Regions from separate parts of the Homo sapiens genome. Here regions 1, 2 and 3 are each linked to region 4. Evidence: chromatin contacts called from ENCODE Hi-C or POLR2A ChIA-PET data. All regions are on one chromosome and are shown on one strand. Each heading gives the region's core, a stretch centred on a gene start or an enhancer-like site at or near the end of the contact. The rest is flanking DNA. Distances are from core to core; before and after follow the strand shown. Region 1 holds the start of STAU1 (staufen double-stranded RNA binding protein 1). Region 2 holds the start of DPM1 (dolichyl-phosphate mannosyltransferase subunit 1, catalytic). Region 3 holds the start of BCAS4 (breast carcinoma amplified sequence 4). Region 4 holds the start of UBE2V1 (ubiquitin conjugating enzyme E2 V1).

Region 1 (3,076 bases), core at 501-3,000, 920 kb before region 4:
AAGTTGCATTTCCTTAGAGTACACCTATAAAACTAAGTACAGAATTTTTAAAAACCCAGTATGTTTTAGTAAAGTTGCTGTTCTAAAAATCCCACCTGTCACCAGGATAACCGAAACTGCTCCCTCTACACTCCAACTGTATTTTTAGTTTTTACCTCAACAAGTAGCAATGCAATTTACACTTGGTAAGCACGGATTCCTGAAACGCCAAAATCAACCGGGAACCTGATTTAACTCCACCACGCTCTTAACAATGAAAGCTACAAGCAGAAGAGAAGTGTGACCTTAAAAACTTCCACACAGCCGAAGAACAGTGGCAGAACAGACTGAAGCACGTATCTTCGCGGAACAGAAGAAAACTTCCACACAAGCAATACTGCAACACGGAGGCGGGGCAAGGGCTTAAAAGGAAAGTCAGCCAACAGGGAGGGGTGAATATAAGCAAAGCTTCCGTGAAAAAAAACTTATCGAGGTGTAGAGCAAGACAAGACAGACAAATTTTTCCATCTCCGTACACCCCCCTTCAGAGCCCAACACACAGCAAGTGCTCTAGATAGGTTTGCTCAACTCAAGGGAAGCTTCTGCCAGCAACTTTCCCAGAAATGGAATGACAAGAAGAAGCTGGATGATGGCGGGGCGGGGAGAAATGGACAGGTTGCTCATCCTGCGGGAGATGGTGAATATCCTGCAGTTGCCTAAGCGGAGATGGAAAGAAACAGCATCCATCGTTTACAGACTGTCAACTACAGTGTCCCAATTAAGCGTACGCCCCTTTCAGATGTTAACAACTGAAAACAATGCCCTGGCTCTGGACATGGGCACGCGGAACACTGCAGCCTCTAAGAAACCCAAACGGATAGGTAGGTCAACTTCTATCCACTCTGCCCATTAAATTATACCTTCATATCACGCTAATAAATTATGCAGACGGTTTACTGGGACACGCTGTGGGTCTGGCACTCTGATAAGCGCTTTACACGCCCCATTTCACTGAACCTTAAGAGGCAGGGACGGTATTAGCAGCCCCTTTTCCAACCAAGACACAAAGACTTTTTAAGTGTCTTGCCTAACGGGGCAGAGCCGGGTTCGGCACCCGTTTTGGACACCTGGGCCGTGCTCTTAACCACTAAGCTACAGACCTGGGCCGGCGACACTGAGAGGCTCCAGCCCTCGGGGACCTGAAGCAGGGACCCCCCCCCCCCCCCGCCTGCGCCCCAGCCCCGGGAATAACTTCGGCATCCCCGCGCGCGCCATGCGGGACGAGGAAAGGCGGCCGCAGCACCTGTTTGTGGCACCGGTGAGGGCTGGAGGGGATGGGGGCGCCCGGGGCCAGGCCTCAGGGCGCCCCGAGGCGAGGGAACGCAAGAGGACCCGCCTCCTCCGGGAAGGCCCCGCGGGCTAGAGAGAGGCCCGGGAGAAGGCGGAGGGGTGCGCGGGCCCGCCGAGGCCTAGGCCCCACCCGCCGCCCACCTCCCCACCGCGGCGGCGCCCGCGAGGGCCCCACCAGGCCCGGCCCGGCCCGGCCGCCTCACCTGGCTGCTGCTCCGAGCTCGTCCCCCGGCCGGCGGTCCTGGGCGGTGGCGGCGAGGAGGGGAAGGAAGAAGGAAAAAAGGGAGAGGAAGAAGGGACGAAGGGAGGGAAGAGGCGGAGTGGCCGTGGAGGAGGCGGGCGCCGCCGGGCCGGGGGGGGGAGGCGGTCAAAGGAAGCGGGAGCCGAGAGAGACGCGGCAGCCGCCGGCGCAAACGCTGAAGAGCCGCTCAGGCGCCCGCAGCCCGGCAGGAAGTGACGGGGGAGGGGCAGGCGCCCGCCCCCGGCCCCCGCCCGCCTCCAGGCCCGGCCCCGGCCCCACCCCCACCCACGGTCCGAACCACAAGTTCCGGCTGGCACTGCGGCGGAGCCTGCGCTCGCAAGGCACGCCGGGGGCCCAGCGGGAGGAGCGCCCTGTCCCGCCTGGACCGCAGCGGCCCGTCCTGAGTCCCGGGGCCTGCCGGGAGTTGTAGTTCTGGTGGGAGTTTCGCGCTGCCTGCTGGACTCGAAGCGGGTCTGGGAGAACCCAGCCTACCTTCTTTCCTCCTCCACTTCCTTTTTCCTTCCTTGCTGTCGCTTCTTCCTCTTGTCCTGCCTCTGGCCTTCCTTTCTCTCCTTCCTGCAGTTGTTTCTTCCTCCATCTGTAAATGTTCATTAAATGCTTGCCATATGCAAGGCATTGCTCCAAGAGCTAAGAATGTAGTGGTGAACTGACAAAAATCCCTGCCCTCGTGGAGCTTACATTCTTGTGTAAGTAAAATACACAATAAATAAAATTGAAAAATGTGTAGTGAGATAAAAGACAATGGCCCGGGCGCGTTGGCTCAGGCCTCTAATCCCGGCACTTTGGGAGGCCGAGGCGGGCGGATCACTAGGTCAAGAGATCGAGACCATCCTGGCTACCACGGTGAAACCCCCGTCTCTACTGAAAATACAAAAAATTAGCCGGGCGTGGTGGCGGGCGCCTGTAGGTAAACAGCTACTCGGGAGGCTGAGGCAGGAGAATCGCTTGAACCCGGGAGGCGGAGATTGCAGTGAGCTGAGATCGCGCCGCTGCACTCCAGCCTTGGCGACAAAGAGACACTGGTCTCAAAAAAAAAAAAAAAAAAAAAAAAAAAAAAAAAAAAAAAGACGAGAAGTGCCAGATTACTATTTATTTCACCCAGACCTAGATAAACTAAGTGGTTTTTAGCAGCTGTATTGTATGGGAGGTTGGAGAGAGGGTGGCCAGTAAAGAATCTTGGCCAGGCGCAGTGGCTCACGCCTGTAATCCCGGCACTTTGGGAGGCCGAGGTGGGCGGATCACCTGAGGTCAGGAGTTCGAGACCAGCCTGACTAACATGGTGAAACCCCGTCTCTACTAGCCGGATGCAGTGGTGGGCGCCTGTAATCACAGCTACTTGGGAGGCTGAGGCAGGAGAATCTCTTGAACCCGGGAGACGGAGGTTGCAGTGAGCCGAGATCACGCCATTGCACTCCAACCTGGGCAACAGAGTGAGACTCTGTCTCAAAAAAAAAAAAAAAAAAAAAAAGAATCTTGAACTTCTGC
Region 2 (3,012 bases), core at 513-3,012, 850 kb after region 4:
GCTGAAAGAGAAATTCCATAAACAAAATGGGGTCGTTAAAAGCAAATTACTGTCCCCTACCACTTCAAAGCAGCTACACCACCTGAGGGTGAGGCAGCTCAAAGGTACCAAGCTGGGCTGACTTCAAGTAATTTGATTGCATCTGAAAAGTTTTGTTTCCTTTATCAAACTTCATTTTGATCTTAAAAGATTGATTCACAAACCATTAAAAGGAAACATAAATTGTACTACATAAAAAAATTAAAACAGCAAAAAAAAAAATTGCAAAATTAGAATACAAGCCCTGAACGAGATCGGTTGTATGATAGTTACTTTCTTTAATTTAGAGCTTATAGAAATCAAAATTAAAAGATTAAACAGGAAAAATAAAAATTTTAAAACTCTGAGGGGCAAGGCATATGAAGGCAGTTATTCAAGGAAATACAATCAAAACAGCAATGGTTTTCACAAATGAGTACTTCCAACAATGTTAAGTCTAATGCTCAGGCGGGCTGGTTGATAGGGAAACAGGCACTCTGAAGAATGGAGAGTCCAAACTTGTACAACCTTTTTTTTCTTTAGAGCAATTTGGCAGTAACTGTCCATTTTAAGCACATTTCTGTCGACCCAGCAATCCTACCTCGAAGAATTTATCCCTAGTACACAAGTAAAAGTATGAACGCGTCTGCTGCCAACACTGATGCAATAAAGGAGCACCGCTATGTGTCAAGCACTTTTCTAAATTTAGCTGGAAAATATGGTGTGAACAAAGTCCTTGTTCTCATCGACAAAGCAAAAGCCAAAAAACAGAAACAACCAAAAGGCGCTGGAAATAATCCAGTTCATTGCCATGACCTGATTAAATAAATAACACAGCCATATGGAATGTTACCTAACTTCCAAAGTAATTTGCTATGTTTGTACATGTTAATATGAGAAAAAGTCTTCAAAGATTTCACAGCATGATCCCATTTGTGCAATCGTAAAACAAGTTACTTCGTACTGACTCCAGGATTTTTTGCAGTTTTTAAAAACACTGCATTAACACTTCCAAATTCGAACTCCACCCACCCCCCATCCCGGTTCTAACAATCACACCAAACATCCACCAGTGATCAGCGAAGATGCTCTTCTGCTTTCTCCTTTCCAGAAAGGTTATCGTGCCCAGCAATAGCTCCCTAACCCACACACACCAAACCTCATGCTTATGTAAGCACTCGGCACCGGAGCGGAGAGTGAGAGCTCTCGCTTGGACTCCCGGCTCTTGCCGCAGATCCTGACCGCCTAGAGGGAGGAGTGGGATCACGCTTTCAGCCTCGCTTCCAAGTAAAAGAGTGGCCAACCTTTCTACGGAAAGGCGGGGGACGGGAGTACTACATAATAAAGATAAATGAGAGTCTCACAAAACCCAAGGGCAGGAATGAGAACCCAGGACACGAAGAAAACCCAACAAGCATCCGCCTCTGCTTCCCTCGCAGGGTGGCCCTCTCCCCGGGCCTTCCTGTGTGAGGCAAAGAAGGCTGGACAGGGCCGCTTCGCGCAGCCAGCTGCCGACACCCGGGCCGGGGAAGCCAGCTCATCTCATTCTTCGGGGAGGGAGACCTGGTGCGCTACCTCTCGGAGAAGCTTTTCACCAGCAGCCACACGATGAGCGGCAGGTTCTCGCGCTCGTTGTAGGTAGGTAAAAGCACCGAATATTTGTTCTGTCGTGGACTGCGCACTTCCAGCTCCCGCCGAGACCTGCGAGGACTACGACTGACTTCCAAGGAGGCCATGGCGGAACTGAGCCAGATGCCGGAAGCGGAATTACGTAATGTGGCGCGGAAAAGGACGGGTCGGACCGTACCAAATTCGGAAGCGGGGGATGACCTGTGTGATTGATCGCTAGTTCTTCTAGGGCCATTGCGTGGTTCAATTAGAAATATTCTGGATTTATACATCTTTGAAGTTTAATCTGAAGGTTTCTTCAGGAAGTAAATATCTATTCATCACCTTTTCCCAAGCTCCATAAAGTTTTTTAGTTTATCCCAGTCGCTAGGAGACAGAAGACGGAAGCGGAAATGCCTTTCACGACAACTTCCGGAAGAGGTCGCCATGGCTTCCCGGGAGGAGGTACTCGCCTTACAAGCTGAAGTTGCCCAACGTGAGGAGGAATTGAATTCGCTGAAGCAGAAGCTGGCGTCGGCTCTTTTGGCTGAGCAGGAACCGCAGCCAGAACGGCTGGTTCCGGTGTCGCCGCTGCCGCCGAAGGCCGCTCTGTCCCGAGATGAGATTCTGCGCTATAGCCGGCAGCTAGTGCTGCCCGAGCTGGGCGTGCACGGACAGCTGCGCCTGGGGACCGCGTGCGTGCTAATCGTGGGCTGCGGTGGGCTCGGCTGTCCACTAGCGCAGTACTTGGCAGCGGCCGGCGTGGGCCGCCTTGGCCTTGTGGACTATGACGTGGTAGAGATGAGCAACCTGGCCCGCCAAGTGCTGCATGGCGAGGCACTGGCTGGCCAGGCCAAGGCCTTTTCGGCCGCCGCCTCGCTGCGCCGCCTCAATTCGGCAGTGGAATGCGTGCCGTACACTCAGGCCCTTACGCCAGCCACTGCCCTAGACCTGGTCCGCCGATATGATGTGGTGGCTGACTGCTCGGACAACGTGCCCACTCGCTACCTGGTTAATGACGCATGTGTGCTGGCGGGTCGGCCCCTCGTGTCTGCCAGTGCCTTGCGCTTCGAGGGCCAAATCACAGTCTACCATTATGACGGTGGCCCTTGCTATCGCTGCATATTCCCCCAACCACCCCCAGCGGAGACAGTGACCAACTGCGCGGACGGCGGGGTGCTCGGTGTCGTTACCGGGGTCCTGGGCTGCCTGCAGGCCTTGGAAGTGCTGAAAATCGCTGCGGGTCTGGGCCCCTCTTACAGTGGCAGCTTGTTGCTCTTTGATGCCCTGAGAGGGCATTTCCGCTCTATTCGGCTGCGGAGCCGCAGGCTCGACTGTGCAGCTTGCGGGGAACGGCCCACTGTGACTGATCTGCTGGACTATGAA
Region 3 (2,775 bases), core at 127-2,626, 680 kb after region 4:
GAGTCTCCTTATGTTTGCCCAAGCAGCTCAGCCTTTTTTTTTTTTTTTTTTTGTGAGGCGATTTAACATTTAAAGAAAAGTCAGCAGGCAGGGGGCGCTGGCCCACGCCTGTAATCCTAGCACTTTGGGAGGCCGAGGCAGGTGGCTCACCTGAGGTCAGGAGTTCGAGAGCAGCCTGGCCAACATGGCGAAACCCCGTCTCTACTAAAAAATACAAAAATTAGAATTAGTCGGGCGTGGTGACAGGCGCCTGTAATCCCAGCTACTCGGGAGGCTGAGGGAGGGGGAGAATTGCTTGAACCCGGAATGTGGAAGTTACAGTGAGCCGAAATCGCACCACTGCACTCCAGCCTGGGCGACAGAGCGAGACTCCGTCTCCAAAAAAAAAAAATTAATTAATTAAAAATAAAAATAAGTCATCAAACGAAAAATCAAAACTTCAGACTTGTCTTATACCTATTTGCCTTTTAGTACTTTCCTCATTAGCACTGTTGGGGTGGGAGATGAGGCGCACCTCGCTCTCTTCAGCCCCAAGGCTTGTAAAGGGTCTATCTAGGCCGGCCTCCGAGGGCATGGAGGGAGTGGGTGCGGTTGTGAAATGTAGTGCGCTCAATAGTTTCCTGGTGAAGTTTATTTTAAAATCCGCACCGAAGAGGAAGACGAGGACCGTCACACTCGGCCTTCCCTAAATTCCAGGACCCTCCGCCCGATGCAAACTAGATGCTTTAGTAGGATGGGAACGGGTGGGGGGCGGGCGGCTTTGGGCTTCCTCTAAGCTAGCGCCTCTCTAACCCGGACGCCCGTTAGAATCACCCGGGGAGTTTTAGAAACTACCGATGCCCAAGCCCCACTCCGAAGGATTCCAACTTAATCGGCCTGGTGCGAGGCCTGGCTTCCGGGCTTTTAAAAGCTTCCCGGGGATTCTATTTTACGGCCGGGTCCGGGGCCGGGAGCCTGTACTCTACCGGGATTCCGATGGGGAGGGGTGGCTTGCCCCAATAGTTCTCAAATTTAGCTTTGGGTCAACAATCTGGTTGGAACCACCTAACAAACATCAAAAGATCCTGATGCCCAGGTCTTAACCCAGAGACGGTGTGGTCCAGGCTTGGGAAATTCTAAAAGAGCTCCAGGTGACTGCCATCTGCAAGCGAGTTTGCAAAGCACTGATGCCCAGGTGCTGCGGGGGCGGGCGCAGCGCGCGCCGCTCGCCACTGGGTGGCGCTGCCCGCTCGGCCCGGCGCTCCTGGAGCTGCGAGCCGCGACCGCCGGGAGCGCACCTGCCCCGCCTCCGCCAGGCGGTCCGCGGGGCATGCAGCGGACCGGGGGCGGGGCTCCGAGGCCCGGGCGCAACCACGGGCTCCCAGGCAGCCTCCGCCAGCCGGACCCCGTCGCCCTCCTGATGCTGCTCGTGGACGCTGATCAGCCGGAGCCCATGCGCAGCGGGGCGCGCGAGCTCGCGCTCTTCCTGACCCCCGAGCCTGGGGCCGAGGTAGGGGACGGGGCTGTGGAGTTGGAGGAGAGGGTTCTCGCGGTTAGGGGTCCGGGCTCCGGACCCTCGGCTTCCCCGGAGCATCCTCTCGCTCCCGGAGTGGGGGGCCCGGGGATTCCCCCCTTCCTGAAGGGTGGCTGCGGGGCGCCACGCAGAGATGTGCAGCGGGTCGTCCCTGCTCGCTCCTCCGGGCGACACCGGGCCCCGGAGGCCCAGGCTCGCTTTCCCTCCCCACCCGGGTCCCCCAGCATCCGCCGGGTCCTCAGGCGCCGCCCTTTGCCAGGCCGGCCCTGGGAGAGGCGGACCCCGGGACCTCTGCTGCCCCGGCTACCTCCGAGCGGTGCCCGGGCCGAGCGGCGCCTCAGGCTGCGGCTGTGCGGGCCGCGCTGCGCTGCTGCAGCTCGGAGCGAAAACACCACGCCTCTGTCTGCGCTTTCTATTTTAAAAGCACCAAGTGAAAAGCAGATCTAAAACGAGACCCTCTACCTTCCGGCTGGAGGCATCTGTCGACGCTGTTGTGAAAAAGTTATTTGTCTGAGTTCACTAGGAGTTATTTACGGTCAGAAATTCAACCCATTCTCTTTTTAAACCACAAAAGCAGTACAGGAGTATTTAACATAAAGGCTATGCACCCCTTTCTCTTTTCTCTCCCACCCCAATTCTAGTTTTCTTAGAAAACCAGCATTAACTGTTTGGTATAAATCATTCCGGACATTTAAAATGCATTTACAAATGTAGATATCTGTATCTGCCTAGGCAGAGTATTGGCTCATGCCAGTGGTCCCAGCATTCTGGGAGGCTGAGGCAGGAGGATTGCTTGGGATGGGGATAGGGGACGGGGAAGAGTGAGGCTGCAGTGAGGCTTGATCATGCCACTGCACTCCAGCCTGGGCGACAGAGTGAGACATTTAAAAAAAAATCTATCTCGCCAGGCCTGGTGGCTCACGCTTGTAATCCCAGCACTACTGGGAGGCCGAGACGGGTGGATCACCTGAGGTCAGGAGCTCGAGACCAGCCTGACCAACATGGTGAAACCCCGTCTCTACTAAAAATACAAAAATTAGCCGGGTGTGTAATCCCAGCTACTTGGGAGGCTGAGGCAGGAGGATCGCTTGAACCTGGGAGGCGGAGGCTGCAGTGAGCTGAGATCAGCCATTGCATTCCAGCCTGGGCAACAAGAGCAAAACTCCCTCTCAAAAAAAAAAACCATAAAATATCTTTCCATATATATATATATACATATATATGAGTTTTCTCTTTTTTCTTTTTCTTTTTCTCCATATATA
Region 4 (2,888 bases), core at 84-2,583:
GTGGCCTTAAATATGCCAATGATTGCTGTACTCAGGCTGGTGTCCCTGCAGCCCCACAGTGGGGAACACTGTGGCCCTGTTTGCTTCCTCCATCAGAGAGGTAACCCATTTTCACCCCATCTGAGAGAACCTCCTTGGCCAACTTCACTGCCAGGCACCTGAGGGTGCAGCCTCACCCAAGAGTTCCCATTTCATCTATTCACCTCCCTACTCCCATCAGCCAGTGGGGAACTTCTGAGCTGAACCCACATATCTGTCCCAATTATTAAAGGAGTCGATGAGAGTGAGCGTCTCCACAGAAGAGACACTTCTAGGATATGCTTCCCTCACTCAATTCAAAAAGAGGAGACTTTTCTCCTTTACAGGAAACATCTCCGGAACCCGACCTTTTCCACTCCCTCATTTCAGGGGCTTCCCTCAGTTGAATCCCCACTCCCAAAGAGACATCCTCGGGGCTCCCAATTCATCTGTTCTCCCTCATCCAATATCAGAGGCTTCCACCAACTGCCCCACTCGGACCTTGTCCCCTGAAACCTAACTTGAAGCAATCCATCTGTATCCTCGAACAGGAGACTGGTAATGATGGGGTCATTTCACTATCACCGCTATTAGGTCCCTCTGGCATCTGAATCCTTTTCCCTCCTCTCACTTATCATGCGGAGACCCCCTTCATTCTCCCCAAAAGCAGCTGCTCCAAGGCTCCTCCTTTCTAGTCAACATAGCTATTTCCTCAGCTAACCCCATCTCTAAAACTAACGCCGGAGCCGTTCCCTCAACCGATAGGGGATCCTCTCAAGTCACCCCCTCAGGATCCCGTTTCTTCCATCCAGCCTGAAGGGCTTCTCTGATGTCCCCTCCAGACATCCCAAGGCCCCTCTCAGCCGCACCCCTGGCACCCAGTATGGGACTTCCATCCGCTGTGGGGCGCCTCCTCTAGGGGACCTCTAGATCGCCCCTTAAGAGTCGCCAGCCCCGGTATCCTCAGGAGTGCCTCGGAGCTCGCTCCTCGCCCACTCCGGCTCCCCCAGACAGCACAGAGGGCCCTCACGCCTCCCGGGGGAGCCTCAGGGCCTCGCCGCGCCGCCCACAGGCCCCTCAGCCCCCCGCCCGTGCTTCCGGCCACCGCCTGCTCCTCCTCCCCCGGTCAGGCCGCGCCGGTGGCTGCCGCGGAGCCCAGCAGACAGAGGCGGCGCGGGGACCCTGGCTCCGCTGCAGGAGGCTTTGAGGGTCCCCGGCCCCCGGCCCAAGCCCATGCCCCCTCGGCCGGCCGGGCCCGGCGCCCCCGCTCACCCGAGCCCGTGGTGGCTGCCATCTTGCGTCGCTCTTGCTTGAAGGCCGGCCCCTTCTTCACCCCCCCCTTACCCGTCCCCCGGCCCTGATGCGCAGGCGCGCGCGCACGCACATACGCCGCCGCTGACGCCCGCCCCGGAGACCTGCACGACCCGTGGCCTGGAAGGCTCTTTTCCTTCCCTTTTAGAGAAAGGAAATATCTGCGTGCTCGAGGGCCCAGCAACCTGCAAGTCCCCACACATCGGGTGCGAGGGAGGTTGTGATGTGCTTAGTGAGAAGGGCAGGGGTGACTAGGCTTGGGAAGGCGCGATTGTGAAAGAAAAAGAAAATATAGCTTCAAACAAAAGCGCCGAATTCGCTTGGGGCTTTTTCCTGTCTAGTTCCTATCTAGATCCTCACCACATCTCCGCAAGGTCAGAATTAATGTGAAAAATGCAGCCGAGAGAGATCAAGCGATTTATCTAAACTCAGCTGTTAAGTGGCAGAGACAGGCAGAATTTTAACCTCCAGGTTCAAATTTTTTGAATCATCACCCTCCAGGTCAGATGATCTGGCTCCTAGGATTGATGCTCCCCGGCCAGAGAAGGCTTGGAGTGGGTGCAGCTAAATGATTTAGGGGCATTAAGGTGGCAGGGAAAGCATTTGCTAACCATCTACCCAATTCATTCATTCATTCATTCATTCATTCGTTCATTCATTCATTCAACCAAACAAACAAACATTAAGCACCTACTATGTACCAGACACTGTGCTAGGCGCTGGGGATGGATAGACATCTCTGAAGAAGCAAATCCCTGCTTTCAGGGACTTACATTCTAGTCGTAGACAGCAAGTAAATAAACAGGAAACTATAATTCTGATAGGGTAGAGATAAACCAAGACAAGAGCAGCAGAGGATGGTCAGGAAGGGCCTCCTAAGGTGGTCATATTTCAGCAGAGACCGTAACAATGAGGAGGTAGAGGGAACAGCTTGTGCAAAGGCCCTTGGGAAATATTTTTGCAAATAAATAAACCCAAGAAGGTACTCCTCCTTTATTATAAATTGTCTGAGAAGCCCTTATATGGATGTAGACACTGAGGCTGAGAGAGGTGAAGGGACTGGCTTAAGGTCACAGAGCAAAATACTGGCAGAAGGACCAGGACTCTAAACATAGAGGGACAAGGAAGCTGGAAGCCCTCACCCAGCACATCCAATTCATCACCTTTGTCTGATAGCAGTGCCTACTCTGCATCTCTCCACTCCGTTCACTTCTCCACTCAGGGCAAGCTGCCTTTATCTCCCACTTGGAAGACCCCAGCAGCTTCCATTCTCTCCCCTATGGCCCATTCTCCATATAGACCAACATCTGCTCAAAACACCCTCCAGCTAAAGCCTTCAGTGGCTCCCCATTCCCTCTGGATAAAATACAAACTTTACAAGTTGAGCGACCATAGAATTATCACCTAATGAGGACACACATCAGATTAAAAGGGGACTTATTATAATCTCACCAGGACAAGTGGAAACCAGGGCTCTCCAGGGCAAAGCAGGATGCCTGGACACCCTGTGCACCAGGCTCTGCACCCAGGGCAGGGACGAGGATGGGGTGGTCAGATTT

The links. Hi-C counts contacts between places; a loop is a spot of excess contacts on that map. ChIA-PET counts read pairs that join two places held with the same protein, here RNA polymerase II (POLR2A). Pooled maps may share reads with other maps.
Region 1: a loop to region 4 is called in a map of naive thymus-derived CD4-positive, alpha-beta T cell, with 8 times the contacts of the local background. The contact joins the promoter of STAU1 here to the promoter of UBE2V1 in region 4. A Hi-C loop is called at or near these places in 1 of 168 maps with a recorded cell type or tissue (naive thymus-derived CD4-positive, alpha-beta T cell) and 11 of 50 pooled maps. POLR2A ChIA-PET finds 5 or more read pairs at or near these places in 2 of 52 experiments (BJ and activated naive CD8-positive, alpha-beta T cell).
Region 2: a loop to region 4 is called in a pooled map, with 16 times the contacts of the local background. The contact joins the promoter of DPM1 here to the promoter of UBE2V1 in region 4. A Hi-C loop is called at or near these places in 8 of 50 pooled maps. POLR2A ChIA-PET finds 5 or more read pairs at or near these places in 2 of 52 experiments (MCF 10A and WTC11).
Region 3: a pooled map shows a loop between it and region 4 (4-fold over the local background). The contact joins the promoter of BCAS4 here to the promoter of UBE2V1 in region 4. A Hi-C loop is called at or near these places in 7 of 50 pooled maps. POLR2A ChIA-PET finds 5 or more read pairs at or near these places in 4 of 52 experiments (A673, B cell, WTC11 and 1 more).

Annotation. Positions count from the first base shown.
Region 1 is chr20:49,186,584-49,189,659 of GRCh38, forward strand. STAU1 (staufen double-stranded RNA binding protein 1) reads right to left here and starts at 1,751. Exons shown (of 14, transcript NM_017453.4): 1 at 1,533-1,751. RefSeq lists an enhancer at 495-564 and silencers at 965-1,124, 1,355-2,024.
Region 2 is chr20:50,956,770-50,959,781 of GRCh38, forward strand. DPM1 (dolichyl-phosphate mannosyltransferase subunit 1, catalytic) reads right to left here and starts at 1,763. Exons shown (of 9, transcript NM_003859.3): 1 at 1,594-1,763. The coding sequence starts at 1,754. MOCS3 (molybdenum cofactor synthesis 3) reads left to right here and starts at 2,049. Exons shown (of 1, transcript NM_014484.5): 1 at 2,049-3,012. The coding sequence starts at 2,074. RefSeq lists enhancers at 1,520-2,009, 2,222-2,832.
Region 3 is chr20:50,793,685-50,796,459 of GRCh38, forward strand. It overlaps BCAS4 (breast carcinoma amplified sequence 4), which reads left to right and starts at 1,377. Exons shown (of 5, transcript NM_198799.4): 1 at 1,377-1,489. The coding sequence starts at 1,400. RefSeq lists a silencer at 1,110-1,929.
Region 4 is chr20:50,111,817-50,114,704 of GRCh38, forward strand. UBE2V1 (ubiquitin conjugating enzyme E2 V1) reads right to left here and starts at 1,334. Exons shown (of 4, transcript NM_001032288.3): 1 at 1,291-1,334. The coding sequence starts at 1,312. The region is part of intron 5 of PEDS1-UBE2V1 (PEDS1-UBE2V1 readthrough); the gene reads right to left. RefSeq lists a silencer at 862-1,401 and enhancers at 1,572-1,681, 1,686-2,253.